Regions from separate parts of the Homo sapiens genome. Here region 1 is linked to region 2. A link is a loop called in an ENCODE intact Hi-C map of the cell type or tissue named here. Cell type or tissue: B cell. All regions are shown on one strand. Each heading gives the region's core, and the rest is flanking DNA. Links, peaks and the distances in the headings are about the cores only.

Region 1 (11,072 bases), core at 1,044-9,043, 57 kb before region 2:
GTTCTTCTGAGTTAAAGCCTACACAGTTTATTTATGATAGATGGTGAAGCAATAACCTGGCTGCTGGAATGTCCACAGGTGGTTGTTAGTTTGCCAAAGTCAATGATGACACATTTCATGGCACTAACAACTGGTATTAAAGTTTTAGTCCTGGCCAGGCACGGTGGCTCACGCCTGTAATCCCAGCACTTTGGGAGGCCGAGGTGGGTGGATCACCTGAGGTCAGGAGTTCAAGACCAGCCTGGCCAACATGGGGAAACCCCATCTCTACTAAAAATACAAAAATTAGCTAGGTGTGGTGGTGGGCGCCTGTAATCCCAGCTACTTGGGAGGCTGAGGCAGGAGAATCACTTGAAGCCAGGAAGCGGAGGTTGCAGTGAGCCAAGATCGCGTCATTGCACTCCAGCCTGGGTGACAGAGTGAGGCTCTGTCTCAAAAAAAAAAAAGTTTTAGTCCTATAGTTTTAACTTTTTTTTTTTTTTTTTTTTTTTTTTATGAGACAGAGTCTCACTCTGTTGCCCAGGGTGGAGTGCAGTGGCATGATCTTGGCTCACTGTAGCCTTGACCTCCGGGGCTCAAGCGATCCTCCTACTTCAGCTTCCCTAGTAGCTGGGACCAGAGGTGTGCGCCACCACACCCGGCTTATTTATTTATTTATTTATTTATTTATTTATTTATTTTTGTAGAGACGAGGTCTCATTGTGTTGACCAGGCTGGTCTCAAACTCCTGGGCTCAAGCAATTCTCCTGCCTCAGCCTCCCCAAATTCTGGGATTACAGGTGTGAGCTGTCCAGACTGGAATGCAGTAACAGTTTCGGCTAACTGCAGCCTCGACTTCCCAGGCTCATGTGATTTTCCCACCTCAGCCTTCAGAGTAGCTGTGCTACAGGTGTACACCACCACGCCCAGCTAAATTTTTGTATCTTTTGTAGAGACAGGGTTTCACCGTGTTGCCCAGGCTGGTCTCAAACTCCTGGGCTCAAGCAATTCTCCTGTGTCAGCCTCCCAAAATTCTGGGATTACAGGTGTGAGCTGTCCAGGCTGGAATGCAATAACACAATCTCGGCTCACTGCAGCCTCGACTTCCCAGGCTCAGGTGATTTTCCCACCTCAGCCTTCTGAGTAGCTGGTGCTACAGTTGTACACCACCAGGCCCAGCTAATTTTTTGTATCTTTTGTAGAGATAAGGTTTCACTGTGTTGCCCAAGCTGGTGTTGAACTCCTGTGCTCAAGCAGTCCACCCTCCTTGGCCTGCCAAAGTGTTGGGATTACAGGTGTGAGCCACCATGCCCAGCCTCCCTATAGTTGTTAATTTTCAACTTTTCCCTTTTTCTCAGTTCAAAAATGTAATAAATTTTTTTTTTTCCTCCTCACTGCCTGCAAAAACGTAATGACTTTTGCTGCTGGTAACATATACAGAAACCTTAGTTTATTTCAGAAAAAGGATTTGAGTGATTACAGTGACATATACAGTGTAGGAAGATTAAAAACAAAATAAGTGGGAAAATGAAGATGAAAGGAAAAATAGGACAAAAAGATGAAGTCAGGGGTAAAGTTACATACAACGCATGGAAAAAGGGTCTTAAAGGAGGGGCACAGATGAGACTCTGCTTGTAATAGTAGTACTCTGTTTCTGCAGTAGTTTATAAGACTTTTGTAACCTTAGATGATAAATATATTCCTTTGTGAGAAGTTCCAGAGTGTTGTTTTCTGTCCATATTCATGTGTACACATGCAAAAAGCATCTGTAAACCTATAGATTGACTTTATTGTTGCAGGTGTTAAGCCATAACTATCTGCTGTTAAGACTGGGTGCTTTCAAGTGGTGTGTACTGACAGCACAGTGTGAGAGATTTAGAGGAACTAGACTAGAAAAATATTTTAAGAACATGGACAAAATGGTCTATAAAGTCTGTAAGGTCCCTTTCAGCTCCAGCATTTAGCGAAATTCCTTGCTTCAAGTCGTGAGAACTCCCCTTTTCCAGTTGCCTGCAGGATTCAAACAATGTGAAGGGAATCAAAGACATCCTTGCTGTGCAGCAAGCAGCAGGAGTCCCTTACTCTAAGGCTGTCCTAGCCCCTGCCTGAAAGACAAATTAATTTCTTAGAGCCCAGTGGACTGTAAGGCACACATTTTATTTTTATTTGAAACCAAGGTCAGCTTAGGATATAAGAACAATGAACTATATGAAGAAGAGCAAGTGTAAACTTTACTGTAAAATTAAGGGATGATAAAATGTGCCACTTTATTATCTTTGACAACTCGCTTTTCATGCTGTTCTTAGCTAAAGAAGCAAAATTTTTATTACCATTGTTTTCCAAATCTCTGTGTGGGCGTATGTATATAAAATTAAAACACTACTAACTTGGAACATGTATTTATTTGGTGTAGGGGCCTGTTAAGTCTTTGAAAATAAATGTTGTATGTATTCAAGAAATGAGTAGTGTTTATAAAATAGTAGAGGGCTTGTTTAAATGATGTAAGGTTTGAATTTGTATTAGTTTGTTCTCATACTGCATAAAGAGCTACCCGAGACTGGGTGGTTTATAAATATTAAGAAAAGAGGTTTAATTGGCTCACAGTTCTGCATGGCTGGGAGGCCTCAGGAAACTTAGAAGCATGGTGGAAGGGGAAGCAGGCATGTCTTACATGGTGGCAGGTGAGAGAGGAGGAACTGTCAAACACTCATAAAACCATCAGATCTCCTGAGAACTCACTCACTATACCAAGAACAGAATGGGGGAGACTGCCTCCATGATCCAGTCACCTCCCACCAAGTCCCTCCTTCGAGGGATTACAATGGGAGATGAGATTTGGGTGGGGACATGAAGCCAAAACATAGCAGAATTCAAAAGATTTTTTAACAGGGCCAACTTTTATTCTGCAGGTACTTTTTCAGAGCTCTCAATGAGACAAGTAGCATGTTAGATGGACTTTCAAAGTCTTTGGAAGTGTTAAGTCTACAAAAGATGTTAAAAATACCACTAATTAAGCCAGGCGTGGTTGCTCATTCCTGTAATACCAGCACTTTGGGAGGCTGAGGTGGGCAGATCACTGGAGGCCAGGAGTTTGAGACCAGCCTGGCCAACACAGTGAAACCCCGTCTCTACTGAAAATAGAAAAAATTAGCTGGGTGTGGTGGTGCACACCTGTAATCCCAGCTCTACTCGGGAGGCTGAGGCATGAGAATCACTTGAACCTGGGAGGCAGAGGTTGCAGTGAGCCGAAATCATGCCAGTGTACTCCAGCCTGGGTGACAGAGCGCAATTTTGTCTGAAAAACAAAAACAAAAAAAGCTGCTAGTTAAGTTTTAATACTCTTGAAGGCAGTGGAACTGCATTTATTTAAAATGTTTCATACTTTAGGAATTTAGCCATCTTTTTCCGTTTAGCAAACCAGGAAATAATTTAAGCAATATGGCTTTATTTGCAGAAATAATTTTTAATACCAGAATATATAGTTTTGAGAATTTTTGTCTATCAAAGCATTTAGTATACTTGATGTTTAGTAAACTTTTTTAAATGACTAAGCAGTTTAAAATGAAAAAGATAAAATAGAAATATGATGTAGTCTGACTATAATTGGGTCAAACCTTTATTGAGAGAAGATACATTTCTCAGGTCATCTTCCAGAAAGTGGTATCTCTTCTTAGAAAAAAATGAGAATGTTCATTACATCAGGAGAAAAAGTTTTCCCTTCCATACATTCTTTTTTTTGGGGGGTGATGGGGGACAGAGTCTCGCTATGTTGCCCAGGCTAGAGCGCGGTGGCGTGATCTCAGCTTACTGCAACCTCTGCCTCCTGGGTTCACATGATTCTTCTGGCTCAGACTCCTGAGCACCTGGGGTTACAGGCATGTGCCACCACGCCTGGCTAATTTTTGTTTTTTTAGTAGAGACAGGGTTTCACCATGTTGGCCAGGCTGGTCTCAAACTCCTGACCTCGTGATCCATCTGCCTCGGCCTCCCAGAGTGCTAGGATTACAGGCATGAGCCACCACGCCCGGCCCCTTCCGTGTGTTCTAATGTTCTTTTAAAAACGTAGTCAACTTTGCCCTCTGTTAAATGAAAGTAGGGTAAGGATTTTGGCTTGGTATATTAGAGGACAATCAGGATCTCGTTGTGCACATATTTCCAGAAATTCTCTGATTAAAGTCTTTTGACTCATGATGGTGGGTAGAAGGAGCAGGAAGCGATGCAGCCAGCACTAGTGTCTTAGATGTTAGGGAAGGGGAAGTTGGATTAACTGAGGGTGGGGACAGGGGCACTAGTATAAATGAGAGCAGATGTCTCTCAGTTCCTAGAAAATGTCTAAAAAACAAATTGGGGTTTTAGTTTTGTCACCTGGAAGACCTCTCAGATGTCATGCGGTATGGACTATATACTGTCACATATTTAGAAGTAGTAACTTAGAAGATACTTAGGAGTTTTCTGACTGGAGATCATCTGTTAGCTATCTAGAAGCCAGAAGCATTGAAATGAATGGAGGAGAGTGTCTTTGTTACCTCAAAGTGCAACCAAATTCTTTTTTTTTTTTTTTGAGACAGAGTCTGGCTCTTTCGCCCAGGCTGGAGTGCAATGGCTGATCTCCGCTCACTGCAAGCTCCGCCTCCCGGGTTCGCACCATTCTCCTGCCTCAGCCTCCCGTGTAGCTGGGACTGCAGGTGCCTGCCACTGTGCCCGGCTAATTTTTTGTATTTTTAGTAGAGACGAGGGGTTTCACCGTGTTAGCCGGGATGGTCTCGATCTCCTGACCTCGTGATCCGCCCACCTCGGCCTCCCAAAGTGCTGGGATTACAGGCGTGAGCCACTGCGCCCGGCAACCAAATTCTTATAGCTGTCCTAACCCTACCTGCTCTCCACCTTCATTAGGAGAATGGTCTACTACAGTCAGGGGGCAAGTTGCTATGATAAGATCCCTAAGTAACTGTGGAAATGCCAATATTCTGTTTAGAGGTGGCTCAGAGGAGAGGGAATGGAGAAGTTTGAGCTGTCAATTGTATGGCCTCATCTGAAAAAATATGGCAGCCCAAAAGAATAAAATAAAAATCACCTGTGTTTAATTCCAGATTTATATGTGTGTGTGTGTGTGTGTGTGTGTGTGTGTGTGTGTATATATATATATATATATATATATATATGCATTTTTTTTTTTTTGAGACAGAGTCTCGCTCTTGTTGCCCAGGCTAGAGTGCAGTGGCGTGATCTTGGCTCACAGCAACCTCCGCCTCCCGGGTTCAAGCGATTCTCCTGCCTCAACCTCCTGAGTAGCTGGGACTTCAGGCGTACCCCACTACACCCAGCTAATTTTGTATTTTTAGTAGAGACGGGGTTTTTCCATGTTGGTCAGGCTAGTCTGGAACTCCCAACCTCAGGTGATCCGCCTGCCTCGGCCTCCCAAAGTGCTGGGATTACAGGCATGAGCCACCATGCCCGGCCTATGTATATATTATATTTATTAAATGAACATGGGATCATAATGTAAGTCCTGGTTTGTTGCCTTTATTCACTTAGTGTTTCTTGAATTCTTTCCGTGTATTGTAACTTTCTTTCTATGCATTAAACTTCCTTTAGTGTCTGTAAATATATTCGTATAGCATGATTTCTATTTAGCAGAAACACAATAGTTTGTCTTATGGGTAATCCCTAATCTGTGGAACCTGTCCCTTTGGTTAGCATTTTCCCTTTGCTATTATGAACAGTGATGTGAATGACATCTTCTTGGCTATATTTTTGGACATTTCTTTATTTTGTCTCCTTGATAAAATTTCTTACATGTGAAATTGCTGAGTCAAATGATGTGCATGAGTTTCAAGTCTTGACTATGTATTGCAGAGTTGCATACCAGAGATTGTATCAATCAGCAATATAGATGAGTGACAGGTAGATAAAATTTGAAAATAAATCAGGGAAACTTGCTGCTCTACGGAGTTTAATGTCAGGTAAAGGAAGTGACGGGCAATTATAGATAAGGGAAGAAAGCAGGGATTTTAGAGTCAGATAGAATGCAGTTTTGCCATTCTTGACCTCTGGCAAGTGATTTGATGTCTGTGGTCCTTAGTTTTTCTTGTCTGTAAAACTCAGCTGCTTGTTTGGCCAGAGGTGGTATGAGAGTTAATGAGTACGGTATAGCCATAGGGTACTCACTTTGTACCCCCTCCCAATTTATCCTTCTTTGTTAATTTTCATGTCATTTAACATTTTTATTGAAAAAGATTAAACTTAGGGTTGAGAGGTCTCGCCCTAGTCCTGAACAACTTTCCTAGTTGGACCACAGCTGCTAACCAACAAAGGCCCAGATGTACTTAGGTGTTAAATTATCTCCAGGCTCAGGATTTATGGATCTTGGAAAAACCTCATTGGGATTGGGTTCAGACTGATTTAACCTTGAGCTTGCTGGGGGATTCTGTTCCCCCTTGGCAGCTGAACCTCACGCTGGTCCTAGTACAACTGAGGATCCATGTGGCTATGCCGGAAATAGATTATTTTGTTACATCCTGTTCTCTGTCATGCTGCTTAGAATAGAGATTCCACTTCCCACCTCAAACATCTAATTCTTTCCTCCTCCAGCTTCTGTAAGAGCTCTGAAAAACTTGGTGACATTTTTGAATCATGGGTGGTAGTTGTAAAGTGGACAAGGATGATTTTTTTTTTCCTTTGGATTTCCTCAGGAATAAACCATTATGATTTTGATGTTTCCAAGGGCCACTAGGTGAAATATTTTTCTAGCACTGAGCATTTAAACACATTTTAAACTGTGGATGTTTAAGATGGACTCAAAATTAATTCCTGGTAAAAGAATATGTTTTTATTTAAATTGTGTATTAGTCCGTTCTCATACTGCTGTAAAGAACTATCTGAGACTGGGTAATTCATAAAGAAGAGGTTTAATTGACTCACAGTTCTGCAGGCTTAACAGGAAGCATGATTGGGAGGCCTTAGGAAACTTACAATCATGGCTGAAGGCAAAGGGGAAACAAGCATGTCTTACCACGCTGATGCAGGAGAGAGGGTGAGAAGGGGGAAGTTCCACACATGTTCAAACAATGAGATTCTGTGAGAACTCACTATCGCGAGAACAGCAAGGGGGACGTCTACCCCCATGAGTCAACCACCTCCTACCAGGCCCCTCCCCTGACACGTGGGGATTACAATTCGAGATATGATTTGGGTGGGGACACAGAGCCAAACTACATGAATATGTTGTGAACTGCCCCATTAAAAAAAAATTGTCAAGTTACTCTTTATAATTAAACAAAATAAGTCATCACTTAAAATTATACTTGGTATTATTAAGGTATTAATATGAGTACTAGGTGGTCATTGGAGAAAAATCGGAAAATATGGATGAATAAAAATTTGAAAAGAACATTACCCTTCATCTCTCTACCAGAGAGATTACAGTGAAGATCCATTTTAGTTTTAATGCTTTTGGGTACTGATATCTTTTTTTTTTTTTTTTTATTTTTAAAGACAAGAGTCTCACTCTGTTGCCCAGGCTGGAGTACAATGGCATGATCTCAGCTCCCTGTAACCTCTGCCTCCTGGGTTCAAGCAATTCTCGTGCCTCAGCCTCCTGAGTAGCTGGGATCATAGGTGCGTGCCACCTGCCTGGCTAATTTTTTGTAATTTTTAGTAGAGACAGGCTTTCACTATGTTGGCCAGGCTGGTCTCAAACTCCTGACATCAAGTAATCTCCTGCCTTGGCCTCCCACAGTGCTGGGATTATAGGCATGAGCCATCTTGCCTGGATGGGTTCTAATATCTTACCTTAGAATAATTCAAGATGAAAATTGTTTGGACATTAATTAAAAAAATTATAGTGGTGTTTAAGCAAAGTTTGGCCTCTGACTTTGAGTCCTGATTCCACTACTTTTGGGCTGTTCTTGAATCTAAAAACTTGGCAGATAGTAAATTTTGGTTTTCCTCATTCTTCTCATCCTTATTTTTTTTCTCCCCTTCCTGCCTACTTCTCTGCATCCCCTTTTCTTCCCTTAACATATATCCCAGCCTGAATATACCCTGTGATATAATATTATGACAAGAACATAATTCTAGAATACAGTTGCTAAGAATTAAAATGTAAACTTTTTGGTTACATGTCACATGTTTACTATCAAATTCTGTTATAATAAAATGCCATTATAAGGAAAAGAAAGTATTTTGCACATTAGGGTAATGGGCCAATATTCAGTTCTATAAAAGGTTATAGAAAATGCCTTAAACCGTGAATTAACTTTTATTTAACAACCTGATTGCTACATTGTGATTCTTGGTTTTAAAAACAATGCATTTATGGTGGTGAGAGTGCTCTTTCTTATAGGTTGCCATCAGACATTAATAGTGGAAGCCTAGGTTCTGAATTTTAGAAGACTCTTCTGAATGCTTTGTCCTTACTTTAATTACAAACACTGCTGCTTCTTGAAAAGCAACAGGCTGAGAGATGAGACACAATAGGATAATTCCTAAGTTGGGTTAACTTTAATGCTTAGTTTATTTGGCAGTCTTCAGCAGAAACTGAATGGGGACTCTAGCTGTCAAGTCTAGGTTTAGAGAGCTGGAGTTATGTACTCCCCTTGAGCCCACCTATTGTCTGATTCATCAAGACCCAGTCCTCACTCATGGCTAGAGATTCCCAGTGGAAAGGGCATTACTGCCAAATGGTTACCCCATGAAATTGATCTTTTATTTCTCTTCTTCATCATTATCATGGCACTCTTTGTTTGATATTCTATCAGTAGGGCCTGGTGGAAGTTTTGTGGGGGGAGAAAAAAGGACCTAGACTGAGTATGAAAGTTGGTAAGTGCTGGTTCTTGTGTCTACTCTTTGTAGCCCATCTGAAAGAAATTGCATTGTTTGTAAAACAAAAATGAGCTGCTATCTTATAGATTCTCGAAGAGACTTATCCTTATTTCTCTGCAAATCATGCTTGGCTGCAGCTGCCAAGGGTCATTCCTTTGCTTAAAACAGTTTAATAGCTGTCTCATCATTGTCTGTAGCAGTGATTTGAATATTAAAATTTTGGATGTCTCACTTAAAGGAATTTAACACATTCAGAACACTCTGGTCTTTAACAAAATCCGTAATATAATATCTATAAAAACATCCTTGGTTTTTGTACTATCTGCTTACACTCTTTGTCATTGGGTTACTGTTGAGCAGACTTCTTTTATCGTTTGCGGCAAATATTCTCCACGAGTTCTAGAAAACATGGGATATTTCTTTGTTGCTGGCTTGATTTGGCTTGGCTTTGGCTTGATGTTATGCTTCACCCCTTACCTCTTAATCTAAAAACCTCCATCCCCTGTCCACCTCCACCTCCATCTCTGTGTTGCATGATCTGTTTCTATTCCTCTCTGACAGATATTGTACAAACTGTGTATCTGCTGAGTTGCAGAAAAAAAAGTCATTCACATTGATGTAAAATTGGATGACACAGCTGAGAAGCATTGGGCCAACTACTGATGGGCTGTAGCACAGAGTTTAAGACCTGTTGTTCTACGGGATTAAGTCACAAGTTTGATAGAGAGACCTCTGGTCCCTCCCTGTCTCTCTAATTAAGCCTTTCTCATCTCACACTTAAGTATTTTAATGCTAAATTAATTGCAGATACTTGCATAGGATGTTTCATTTTTTACCTCTTTGGCTTTGCTTATGCTATGTATTCTTCTTGGAATGTCTTTCTCTTTTTCCCCTGGCTGCCTCCTACTTACCCTTTATGAATTAGTTCAGGCATCCTCTTCCTTTGGGTGGGTTAAGTTCATATTTGTGTGTGTATGTATATATATATGTGTGTGTGTGTGTGTGTGTATGTGTATTTACATTATAAGTTTAAGATTGCCTTCTGTGAGCTCCTGGAGAATAAAGAGAATGTCTTAATTGCTTTACTATGTGCAGATAGATATAAGTTCAGATAAGTTTTTTGGTTAATGGAACAGCCACTCAACTTGATTACTTCAATCATGATGACAGGAGTGAGAAGAAGCTGGTAATGATTCTGTGGGAAGTGGATTAAATAAAAAGATTGGTGGTGGGGGGAGTTATAGAAAACCTATAATAAGGCAGATTTCTAAATCAGAGGTTATAACATTAGAGAGATGATTAACATAAAATACCTCTTTGGGGAAATTTTAAAAGAACTGCTTCTTTGAGAAGGAATCAGGGCAGGAGATTCAAAACAATCCCATCTAAAAACAGACCGAAGTTAGCTTTTGTGAGTTCTTCAAGTGAGCCAATCAGAATACAAGGTGCCTGCAACCACTTTTTCCTTTTGATTTGTGGTTCCTATGGTAATAGGAAGAGAGCCTAGGACATTTTTCTCCTACCTCTTTTAATAAACTTTTTGCTTTTGAAAAATGCCAAAAGAGATTATTCTTTTTGTCTTTACTGACTTATGGTGTTTCTCAGCATAATGGTTTCGATTTAGGTTTTTTTGATTATACGGTGGATATGGCAAAAGTAATAAACACTGTCAGCTTCCCTGGCTAATATTATTTTCTTCAGCTATAGAACCTACAAATATACAATCTAATTAGGTATTAGCTGTTAATATCACAACCCATTATGAATCATTTCCTGTTCTCTGTGAACAACCCTAAATTAGAATATTAATCATTACAAGTAGCTAAATACGAAATTATAACAAATGTATCTTGGCAATTTTTGACCCTCCAAAGTCTTCTGTTAAGTATCCCCACTATGATCCTCCTGGGTTGTTTCTCTTGAGCTCAAGGCTAAAGTCTTAAGGGGAAAGAGGCTTAGTGTGTATTGTTGGCTTAATAAGCAGGTCAATAAGTATTTGTTAAAATTGGTAAATACCCATGGTATCAGGGGTATTCTTCAGACATATTTTAGCAATATGAAAGAACACTGCTCACTTAAAAAAAAAGGACAATCGTCTGTACTGTGAATTTAGCTAATATGAAGAAATCTTTTCATTATTCTAACTGAATAGTTAAGCAATCATGGATAATAGTTATTCTCGAATGATCAACATGGGTTTCCAGCCATGTCCCTAAATTAAAAATTTGAAGCTTCAAGAATCACTTACGGCCAGGAGCCATGGCTCATGC
Region 2 (11,072 bases), core at 1,162-9,161:
TCCTGTTTTGGACTCTTGGACACACTGCCTTCCTCTCTAGCTCATGGTTGATTTTCACATAGAGCCCCACCCTCCTGTCCCTCTCCCTCATTGTGGACCTTGATGCTGTGGGGTTTATAAGATTTTACTGAGAAAGTCAGGTTTTCCCCATAGGCGGCCATCTGGAGCATCCTGTCAAAATCTCTGAAATTAGAAAAGCATAAGAAGATAACACAGGGGAAAAGTAGCATCTTTTTTTTTTTTTTTCTCATTTTTTTTTTAAATTATACTTTAAGTTCTAGGGTACATGTGCACAATGTGCAGGTTTGTTACATATGTATACATGTGCCATGTTGGTATGCTCCACCCATTAACTCGTCATTTACATTAGGTATATCTCCTAATGCTATCCCCCCACCTCCCCCCACCCCACGACAGGCCCCAGTGTGTGATGTTCCCCTTCCTGTGTCTCCAGTGTTCTCATTGTTCAATTCCTACCTATGAGTGAGAACATGCAGTGTTTGTTTTTTTGTCCTTGCGATAGTTTGCTGAGAATGATGGTTTCCAGCTTCATCCATGTCCCTACAAAGGACATGAACTCATCCTTCTTTATGGCTGCATAGTATTCCGTGGTGTGTATGTGCCACATTTTCTTAATCTAGTCTATCATTGATGGACATTTGGGTTGGTTCCAAGTCTTTGCTGTTGTGAATAATGCCACAGTGAAAAGTAGCATCTTCAAATCGGAGAGTGAAGTAATGTTTTTTGGAATACCCATTATGCACTAAGCATTGTGTAGGGCAGTCTCCATCCCCACAACAACTCTGTGTGTTTGTATTTGTTCCCATGGTAAAAGAACTTGCTCAGGCTCACACACACACACACACACACACACACACACACACACAGAATGAGTGACCAAATCAGGAATCCAACTTCTCTTTGGCTTCAAAGCCTTTGACTTTCCTACTCCATCATACTGCATTCCTGATCAGAGCCAGTTTTGTGACCTGTAGAGCAGCTAGTGTTCAGTGGTGATTCTTACATCATTACCTACATTGGTATTTTCAAATGGATTGTTTGGAAATACTGTATAAATAGTCCAAACATTTTAGGACTTGTAGAACATAAAGGAAAAATAGGGAAAATTTGAGAGAGGCTTATTCCCTAAAGACAACAAACAGGATCTTGTAAAACACTGATACCTTAAATAGATCTATAATATCCTTTTGAATAATACTATGAGACAAATGTTGTTTAAATTTTATACCCCAGTCTTATAATTTTAGGTTTTGGAAGGAATTTAGAGAGACTGCTATCCATAAATGAGTTGTTACTCTTTTCAGAGCACAACTAGCCCACTTCCCCTTCTCATTAAGTTTCCATTTAGCCATTAGGTGGGAGCTTCAAAAGGGAAAATCCAATCATGTATAATCTCTAGTTAATGGGCATCTATTGAGCGACTGGATCACCAGAAAGAATAATTACACAGTACCTCTTTGTGCAGTAAGCACAAAAATCAAAAGCTAATGCATTCCCAAGGCAAGCCAGATTGTTACTGGCTAACAGCATCCTCCTCTTCAGGGAGAAGGTTGGGGCACCCGCTATGCTTGCTAGCAGAGATTGCAAAGCCATTCCAGAAAAACAAGGCTATCAGGGGAGGAAAGACGAAGGCAGGGGGGCTTCCAAGGCTTTGCTACTTCTAATTGCGGATTCCTTGGGGTGCATTACTGAATAGCAGACCTTCTAGTAAATGTTTTGTGCAATCATCGGAAACCTCATGGGTCTTTGGAATTTCTTGTCACAAGTACAAAAACAGTGATGACGGAGGTTGAGCCTCAGCCTTACTCCCACAATTTAGCCTTTTTTTCTAAGCACACCCAACCTTTGTAAATAATGACTTTATGCTTGCTTTTGTCTAACCACTAACTTTATCGATTTATGAAAGATGAGCACATCTCCCTTGACCCAAAATGGCATGTGTTAGCCACAAAGCCAAATAGTTCTTGGGTTTGTATTGGTACACTCTAGTTTGGGTTTTCAAAATTATTTATTGTAGTTATTTAGGATTTGCAAAACTTGGTATAATTCAAATAACCTGTTTTTCCCCCCCTAGAACACTTCAGTTATGGAAGATCAAAATGAAGATGAGTCCCCAAAGAAAAATACTCTTTGGCAGGTAGGAATGACGGCGCACAGATTAGATAGCAACTGACTTACTGTAGATAGGATGCTCCCTCAGTTAATGTCCTCAGTGGAATCAAGAGCCAAGCATTTTGTTTTCTTTTGTGCAGTTTTGCTAGTTTCAGAATCCACCCTAATTTATCTTCATTCCATAGGGAATTGTCATTACAAATATGCTAAATAATTTTGGAGTTTCCACAAAGATTCTGAAGTTGGCTGTAGCCTAAAATGTTCTGTCTGTGGCCTCTGCCTAAGCCAAAGATGGACAGTGATGGCATCCTTTGTCACCAGAATGGCACCATGCCACACACCAGTGTATACATGGATGACCTTTTCTCCTTTTGCTCTCAACCTTTACTCTTCTCTCCCATTTCCATTGGTTTGCCTTTTCCTTTTAAGCTTGTCTCCTTCTCCCTTGGCTCTAGTTTAAGGTTTGCCAGTTTTCTTCCCAATTTCCCAGGTTGTGTGTGTGTGTGTGTGTGTGTGTGTGTGTGTGTGTGTGTGTGTGTGTGTGTGTGTATGTGTGTGTGGTTGGGGGTTTGGGGAGCAAGCAAAGTTTCACGATTTGGTGGTTTATCAACCATGCTGGTACACATGGCTTTCCCCTTCATGAAGACAGGATTAAAAGCAAAACAAATCTAAATCTGAAGATAATAATGTAAAAATAAATTCTCTGGGTTCATTTGATTTGAAACTGAAAAGATAGATTAGTTAGCAGGAACAAAGTGCATCCAACACATTTAAGAGGAAATGAAGCAAAGAAAAACAATGCTAGGAAGAGCTTGCTGGGCTGAGCACGTGGCTGGAAATAGCATATTGAAAATGTGCTATAGAATAGTGCACATGCTGTTATTTTCTTCTTAACACTGTGTACAGACTGAGTTTTGTACCCTCCACGTTTATTATTTTGCAGTGGGATGCTCTTCATTTACTATGATTTTTCAATTGGCAGTGGTTCTTCACACTTTAGCTTTCAGTTTTTCTTTCATTTATCTTTCAGTCAACTAGTTAATAGTTATACAAACACTCTAGGGAGGCCAGATGATTAGGAACTTATCTGTAAATAAAATAACACTTTTGTTTATCAAATGAATTAATGGCTGTGAAAGTACTTTGTAAATTATAAAGCAGTACACAAATGCAAGTTGTTATCATTATATTTAACCTGTTATGAACCATTATTTTGGCAAGTTATTTGGAATCAAATATAGAAATAAAGGGGGAAGGAAAGCATACATAGTTTTTTTTCTTAAGATAAGGCACTTTTGAGATTTTGATGTATATCCTTTACTCTGTCATGGTGTGTTCCCCTTGTCATGAATTACTGTGATCATAATGTTTTATAAAATCCTGGATCTTGCCTTTTGTTTCTTGATATTATTTCATAAGCATGTTCTGTTGCTATAAAAATATTACTTTTTTTTTTTTTTGACGCAGTCTTGCTGTGCACCCCAGGCTGGAGTGCAGTGGTGCAATCTCAGCTCACTGCACCCTCCGCCTCCCAGGTTCAAGCATTTCTCCTGCCTCAGCCTCCTGAGTAGCTGGGATTACAGGCGCCCACCACTATGCCTGGCTAATTCTTTTTGTATTTTTAGTAGAGACAGGGTTTCACCATGTTGGCCAGAGTGGTCTCGAACTCCTGACCTTAAGTGATCCAGCCAACTTGGCCTCCCAAAGTGCTGGGATTACAGGCATGAGCCACCATGCCTGGCCAAAATCTTACTTTATATGCTAGTTTTAGTGGCTTACATTATAGCTCTTAATGGTGATGAGTTAGAATTTGTTTTAAATAGTTGCCTGTAATTGGGCAGTTATTTCTAACTTTTCCTTGTTATATTGTGGTGGACATTCTTATGCTTAAAGCAACTTAGATGCCCCTTATTCTTGCCAATATTCATCACAGCAAAGACTTTTCATCTCTGTTTTGAACTCTTATTTTTTGGATCTGTTAAGACTCAAATGTCTTAGTAAAAGCAAAATTTCAAAATCCTTGTTCAATGCTTCCCCCTGGTGGTACCTGGTGTCAGTGAGCTTTTCCTCACCCAAGATACAAGGGAAGAAACATTCCTCGACAGTGGGGCGCTAGGATAAATTGAGTGGAAGATAGATGCCTTCCCATCTCATACCTCTAAATATGGACATAAGAACTTCAGACAAGATTTTGTGTGAAGGAAAACTGAAGACTCCTTTGGATATTTATAAAGGATGTTTTCTCTGGGATGGATTTAGTCCACTTTAAGTTAGGGGACATACTGATAGTGAAAGCTCTTGGTTCATTCCATGTAAGACTCCTGAGATAAGTTCCTAACGGAATTAATAGGTATTTGTAATTCAGCTCTTCAGTTCTTAGAATTATCTTTTGTGTTATTTTTTCTGGTATTATGTATGAGGAGGCTGTCAGAATAGTGGTCAATAGATAGCTTGACAAATGTTTGACAAAAGTATTGAGGTTATTTTGTTTTTAGACAGGGAGGTTACTGCACTTCATAGTAGTTGTGGTTTGAGTCTAGTGATTGAGATTATTTTTAATGTTACTGTCCAGATGCAGTGTATGTAGTTTCAGTTTTAAAAAATATGTACTGATTTTATGTAAGGACTTGTAGGAAGATTTGATGAGAAATGCATTGTTAGTATAAGAGTCTGTGAGTTGTCCATAAACCACCTACGTAAGATGCAGAGCTTTTCAGGTATACATGGTTTATTTACCTTGGGTCACTTTCTGAGAAGGTAATCAAAAGAAGGATGGGAAAGTCTAAACCGTTCTGCCAGATTAGTAGCCCTGGGAAAGTATGGAGGAGATTGAAACTGTTGGGTAAAATGAAGCTTTTTGGATTGAATTGCTTTCAGGTTTCAACACAACACAGCTTATCTTTGTTATATAGACCTGTGGTTCTCAACATGTGGTCCCTAAAGTGTAGTCTCTGGACGGGTGGCATCAGCATTGCTGGGAAACTTGTTAGAAATAGAAATTCATGGGCTCCACTCCAGACTAATAAAACCGAAACCTCTAGGGTGGGACCCAGCAATCTGTGTGTTTAACAATCCCTCCTGTTATTCTGATGCTAGCTCAAGTTTGAGAACCATTAGCATAAATGTATGTAGCATTAACTTTGAACTTTGAGGAAGTAAAACAAACTGTTAATAATCAGTTGCCACTTTGCCAAGTTGAGCAGTTTCTCTAAGATGGTTATCTCCAGCATTAGCTATCTTTGGAGATGATAATTCATATATATCCCGTGTATAGAGATACCCAGTATATACCTTTGGAGCATCATTTTGTAGTAAGCATTGGAAAATGATAATTTAAGGTGCCTTTTAGAAATAGCTACAATTTTGGCATTTCCTGTAGTGACTAATTTGAGGACACAGACCCTGAATACATTTTTAATTCCTGAATGAATTAGTAAAGGAATGAGTTTGGCTTTAGGGTAAAAGTGGCATTTTAAGATTAAATACACAGGGTGAAAAATATTTCTAATGAAATATTAATTAGGTTTCTTTCCTTGTTAAACTAATTTTTTTTTTGTTTTTCTAAAATAGATAAGTAATGGAACATCATCTGTGATCGTCTCCAGAAAGAGGCCATCAGAAGGAAACTATCAAAAAGAAAAAGACTTGTGTATTAAATATTTTGACCAGTGGTCTGAATCAGATCAAGTGGAATTTGTGGAACATCTTATTTCACGAATGTGTCATTATCAGCATGGACATATTAACTCTTACCTGAAGCCCATGTTGCAGCGGGACTTTATTACCGCTTTACCAGGTAACTGTACTTGTCTTTTCAAAAGCTGAGCAGTTGAAGAATGCCCGGCCCAAGGACCTAGGTGGATATTTATGAAATGATTGAATGAGTACTGTGTGAGGCAGCATTTCTTTGGGACGCATACTTTAATATATGGAACTCGAGGAATTATAATTTAGTATCTATCTAGGAAATATAGGCAGTATCTTTAATAATGTTCATTCCTGGCCAGGCGCAGTAGCTTAACAGCTGTAATCCCAGCACTTTGGGAGGCTAAGGCAGGTGGATCACTTGAGGTCAGAAGTTTGATACCAGCCTGGCCAACATGGTGAAACCCTGTCTTTACTAAAAGTACAAAAATTAGCCGGGGGTGGTGGCAGATGTCTGTAATCCCAGCTACTCAGGAGGGTGAGGTGGGAGGATAGCTTGAACCCAGGAGGTGGAGGTTGCAGTGAGCCGAGATCATACCACTGCACTCCAGCCTGGGTAACAAGAGCGAGACTCTGTCTCAAAAAAAAAAAAAAAAAAAAAGTGTTCATTATTGGTCATAACTGTTGCTTCATTTGGTCTGTTGAATGAGTTAATGATATGCTTTTTATTTTGATGTAGTTTAGAGTCTGCACTTTGCCTTTGTATGTAATTTTAAAAAAACTGGTACTCTTTTCCCTTCAAACATAGTTTGTATGTTTGGGAAGTGTCCCAAAAGTTTAGGGCATTCATTTGTATCTGAAGTGGCACTTAAGGAATGGCAAAAATACATTGGGAAAACTGGTAGCATGTCTTTATTATATTTCTCAAAAGCTGTTTCTGCATCCTCTCCCTCACTACTGTCTTCCCATATATGTCTCATACACACATAGGTGTGTACATGCACGCGCGCACGTGCACACACACACACACACACACATCTGGTTAAATTTACTTTGATTTTTAAAAGTAGACTTTATATTTTTAGAGCAGTTTGAGGTTCAGATCAAAATTGAAGGGAAAATGCAGAGAATTCCCATATTCACATAACCCGTTCCCTCAGCCTGCCCCACTATCAGCATTGCACAGCAGAGCAGTACATTTGTTACAATTCATGAACCTAAGCTGACACATCATTATTACCCCAAATTCATAGGTTACATTAGGGTTTACTCTTGCTGTTATTCATTTTGTGGGTTTGGTCAAATGTCTAATGACATATATCTGCCTTAAGAGTCTCCTACAGAATGGTTTCACTGTGCTCCACCTATTTATTTCCCTTTGATTTTTAAAAAATAATTTAAAATTTGCTGTGTTCTGTACCACCTTTTTGTTTTTCTCAACGAGGTGGCATCTTGCTGTGTGGGCCAGGCTGGCCTTGAGCTCCTGGGCTCAAGTGATACTCCTACCTCAGCCTCCTGAGTAGCTGGTACTACAGGCATGCACCACTGTGCTGAACTCCCCTTTGAATATGATTAATCATGAATTTTTTTCTGTTTCTATATTGTTTTTTAAAAAATTCTCAATTTAAATTTGGCTAGGTAAGATATAGAGATTTCACTCCTATAGAGAATGCTGGCCAGAATGTTTTCCTCTGATGTGGCCAGTGTAGTGTGTGGTTAAAATTGCCATGTCAAAATAAGCCTAGAAGTAGCCAGGGATGAGCCAGTACCATTACCACAACCCTAGCCCTTGTCAGAGCTACAGGATAGCTTCTTAAAGAGTAGCTCCTCCCTTAGCCTATCTGTGATTTATAGAACATCAGGACTCCGTGTTCTAAGTACTTCCACAGCAAACAAGACTCATGTTCTAAGTACTTCCACAGCAAACAAGACCCAGGCTCAGGCCTCAGGCCTGAAACCTGAGGCTGCAAATTGACAAACCAGCTTCTGATTTCTAATCTCTCTTCCAAAACGTGTAAGTTTACCTTCTACAATGGGAGTTTTAAGGATATTTGAGAGTTAGCTTAGAAAAATTTGACACTGCCGTTCTTTTTATGCTGAAATCTAGCATGACTTGCTCATTTCTTCCATTAGAATCTCTAGGAAAGCAAAACGTAAATCCTCTCTTTCTAGAATCATACTATTTAATTGCTGAAGGGGATCTTAGCCATCACTTAGTCCTGTTTTTCATTGTGTAGATTAGGAAGCCAAGGAGAAGTTAATTGGGTGAGATGCCCAGAATCACACATCTTGATTATAGTGGTGGTGATGTGAATGATGGTAGGGGTTGGTTCAAAAATTAGTACAACGGCTAAGGAAAATTCCTTAAATTGGCCCCAAGTACTGAATGTAAGGATTACAACTCAGTTCAATAATTCTCACTTTTAATTATGAGGGAGGGATCCAGGGAGGGGGAGATGGAGACATGCTTTTGATTGCGTGAGAGAGAATTACAGGTGAATGGAAGTAAGATGAGGCATGTACATATGATGCAGCTTCTCTGTATGTGCAGAACTCAAACCCAGAAACCTATAGAATCAGACTGCATCTCACACCAAGAAAAGACAGAGTCTTTTTTTAAGTTGGTGATTGTATTTGTCCCTCATAAGTGATTTTAACTGATGAGAGGATGCCTTCATTTTTCTCAAGCAATTCAATTTATTGTTTGTTTTCCACCGTTTTGGTTTTATTTTCTTCCCTGTAATTTGCTTCTCAAACGTTTTAGAGGGCCAGGGAACTCACCTTGTATTTGCAGAGTAGCCACAAGGTGGCACTGTTGAAGTTCTCTTGATTTTTCAGAGTATAGTTCAGAGGCAACCCCATCTCTTAGGGAGTATACAGCCTTGGAGAAGAAGCAGAACAGATGAACATGTGTTATGTATATAAATATGGTTAGTATAATTGCATACAATTCAGTTTTCATTACAGCGAATGTTAAGGCATTGTCCATATCTCTGTTAAAGTGGAATTTTGTGGTATTGAATATTACATGAAATGAATGGACCATTGGCTGGGACATGGAAATACTTTAGTTAAAATGCTATTTGTTTTAACAGGACTTGATCTGAACATATATACATATGTCAGTGTATATCATACATATGAATCTAATAGCTGAGGACGAGCTGGCCAAGTTGATTGTGTTAGTTAGTATCTAGTAGACCTAGATTAAACATGGCATTAGTTCCTTAACACAGACTCTGCTTTAAGAGCATCACAGGAGAAACAGGTCTGTGTCCATGTTCATACTTAGATTTAATAATGTGTGGAGCAACTTATGAATCATTATACTAGTTTGGTGTTTCATTTTTACTGTACATCATCTTGAGTTTGAGGTTTTTACACTATTGAAATTGACAGTCAACTTACGACTTCATTTGATTGTGAAAACCATTAATTCTGTAAAAATTATAATTATAGCTTTTAAATGCTTGCTGTGAATATCATACCTGTCAGTATAGGGAAAATGGAAAATGTTTGTGGTCTCTGGCTCCTTTTGGCTCAGTGGAAAAAGTGATAATTATGATATGCCTTTCTAAAAATCATAGTAAATGTTTAGTCTGCAATGTCAATTTCTGCAGGCTGAGTTTGCGGTTTGTAAGAACTGTTGTTAATGGGAAAATTCATACCATGTAAAGTAGGGACAGATTGTACTTCAAAAAGGATGATAAGCATTGGTGATCGGTTTGTTGAGGTGTCTAAGCAATTAAGAGTTTTGAAACACTTGGCTGTCTGGCCCTGGTTTATTCAATTGTCTTATCCCCAAGAAAGGATGATAAGCCATTATGGACCATAAATGTGACAGAGATTAGATTAAAAGTCCCAGGAGATGTGGAAGAAACAGAGCGTAGATAAGGCTTTAGGATGGGTACACGGCCAGAGCAGCGTGACAGGAAAAAGCATGGGTGCTGGAGTCACACAGGCCCTTGGTTTGAATCCTAGCCCTTACACTTTACAGCTGTGTGGTCCCACTTTCTGGAGCCTCAGTTTCCTCCTCTGTGTGGGAATAATAGTAATACTTTATGGGTATTGTGTGAGGATTAATGATAATATGTTATAATATGCCTGGCATCTATTGGGTACTCTGAGGATGGCAGCTTAAGAAAAAGCCCAGAGAGGCAGGAAACACCTGCTTCTCCAGAGGTAGTAAGATTTATTGGTAGGAAATTTTAATTATTCACCCACTGATTCCCGAATTGATTCATTCTGACATCATATAGGTGTCTGTCACTTTGTTGTTTTGTTTCCTGGGTGTTTTATGGAAAAAAGATGTTAGACTTTGTGACCTGAGCTTCTTTTCACTTCATTTCTGTCTGAAACCTTAGGTTGGTGTTTTCCAAGTGAAAGGCATCCGTTGAGGGACTGTTGCTGTTAGCAATTGCATTGTTTTCTTTTAAAACGTTTAGAACTTCAGATTTTACAACTAGATTTGTGACTAGGGAGGGGGAAGGGATAACACGGGTGGGTGGGAAAGGAAGTTTCTTTGCAGCTGCTCTTTGAAATGCATTTCTAAAATAATAAAAGTTTCTGTAATTGTATGATCTAAGCAGCTGTGTTAAAACTGGTTGTAGTCAAGGGCATTTAATTGACATTTGAGTTTTGATACAGTGTTATTTACATATTGAGCTTTGAAATTTGTGCCTTTTAATTGTTTTAATTTATTATTGAAGTTTTTCCAGACTTTCATCTGGTTCCTGTAATTAACAACAGCAGCATGTCTTCAGCACTGTGTGCGAAGTATTATGGCCTCAATTTTCTGAGGCTGTAATGTGTCCTCTTGTTGCCTTAGGAAGAGGGGGTGGTGGTGAGAGATGGGGGAGTCTCAGCATGATAGAGTAATGAGAGCCAGACATAGGTACTTCAGAAAATGCTTAGTTTTAACACCTCAAAGCACTTTTTAGCCCAGGCAAATGGACCACCTTATTCAGTAACCTCTTTGTCCTGAATAGGCTTGAAACCAGAAAGTTACATGCTCTGCATGGCTCCTGAGGGTGGCCACTCTAAGGTACCTGAATAGAGATTGTGTGATTCCTGTTCTTCTCAAAACATTTAAGGGGCCATGAGACTTATACCAAGAAAATAAAGGGGGGGGGGTTAGCTTTTTGCTGGAGGAGATGCGTAGTATTTTTTCTGCAGAAGGTAACAAGAAGAATATTGTGTATCGGCCTTGTCCATTGATATCTGCTGAGAGGATTTGGGGGAGAGTAGAACAAAGACTGATATTTCTTGAGTGAACTTCTTATTTACCTAGCTCT

What was found. Peaks named below come from ENCODE experiments on the same cell type or tissue, not always from the same donor. Only the 100,000 strongest peaks of a DNase experiment are listed, where the experiment ranks them.
Region 1: it touches region 2 in a loop (1.8-fold over the local background); 5 of 110 quality-filtered maps call a loop at or near these places.

Annotation. Positions count from the first base shown.
Region 1 is chr5:171,961,925-171,972,996 of GRCh38, reverse strand. All of the region lies in intron 1 of FBXW11 (F-box and WD repeat domain containing 11), which reads left to right. Among named protein-coding and RNA genes, the nearest start is that of FBXW11, 39 kb to the left of the region's middle. RefSeq lists enhancers at 6,910-6,959, 6,938-7,232. In B cell, for the core only: no CTCF peak of the experiment used is centred there; DNase peaks (open chromatin) are centred at 3,746, 4,246 and 7,046; H3K27ac peaks cover 7,168 bases.
Region 2 is chr5:171,905,429-171,916,500 of GRCh38, reverse strand. FBXW11 (F-box and WD repeat domain containing 11) reads left to right here. Exons shown (of 14, transcript NM_001378974.1): 3 at 2,096-2,158; 4 at 5,704-5,929. Among named protein-coding and RNA genes, the nearest start is that of FBXW11, 96 kb to the left of the region's middle. In B cell, for the core only: CTCF peaks have their summits at 3,960, 4,165 (motif pointing left), 8,351 and 8,555 (motif pointing right); DNase peaks (open chromatin) are centred at 4,160 and 8,590; H3K27ac peaks cover 2,085 bases.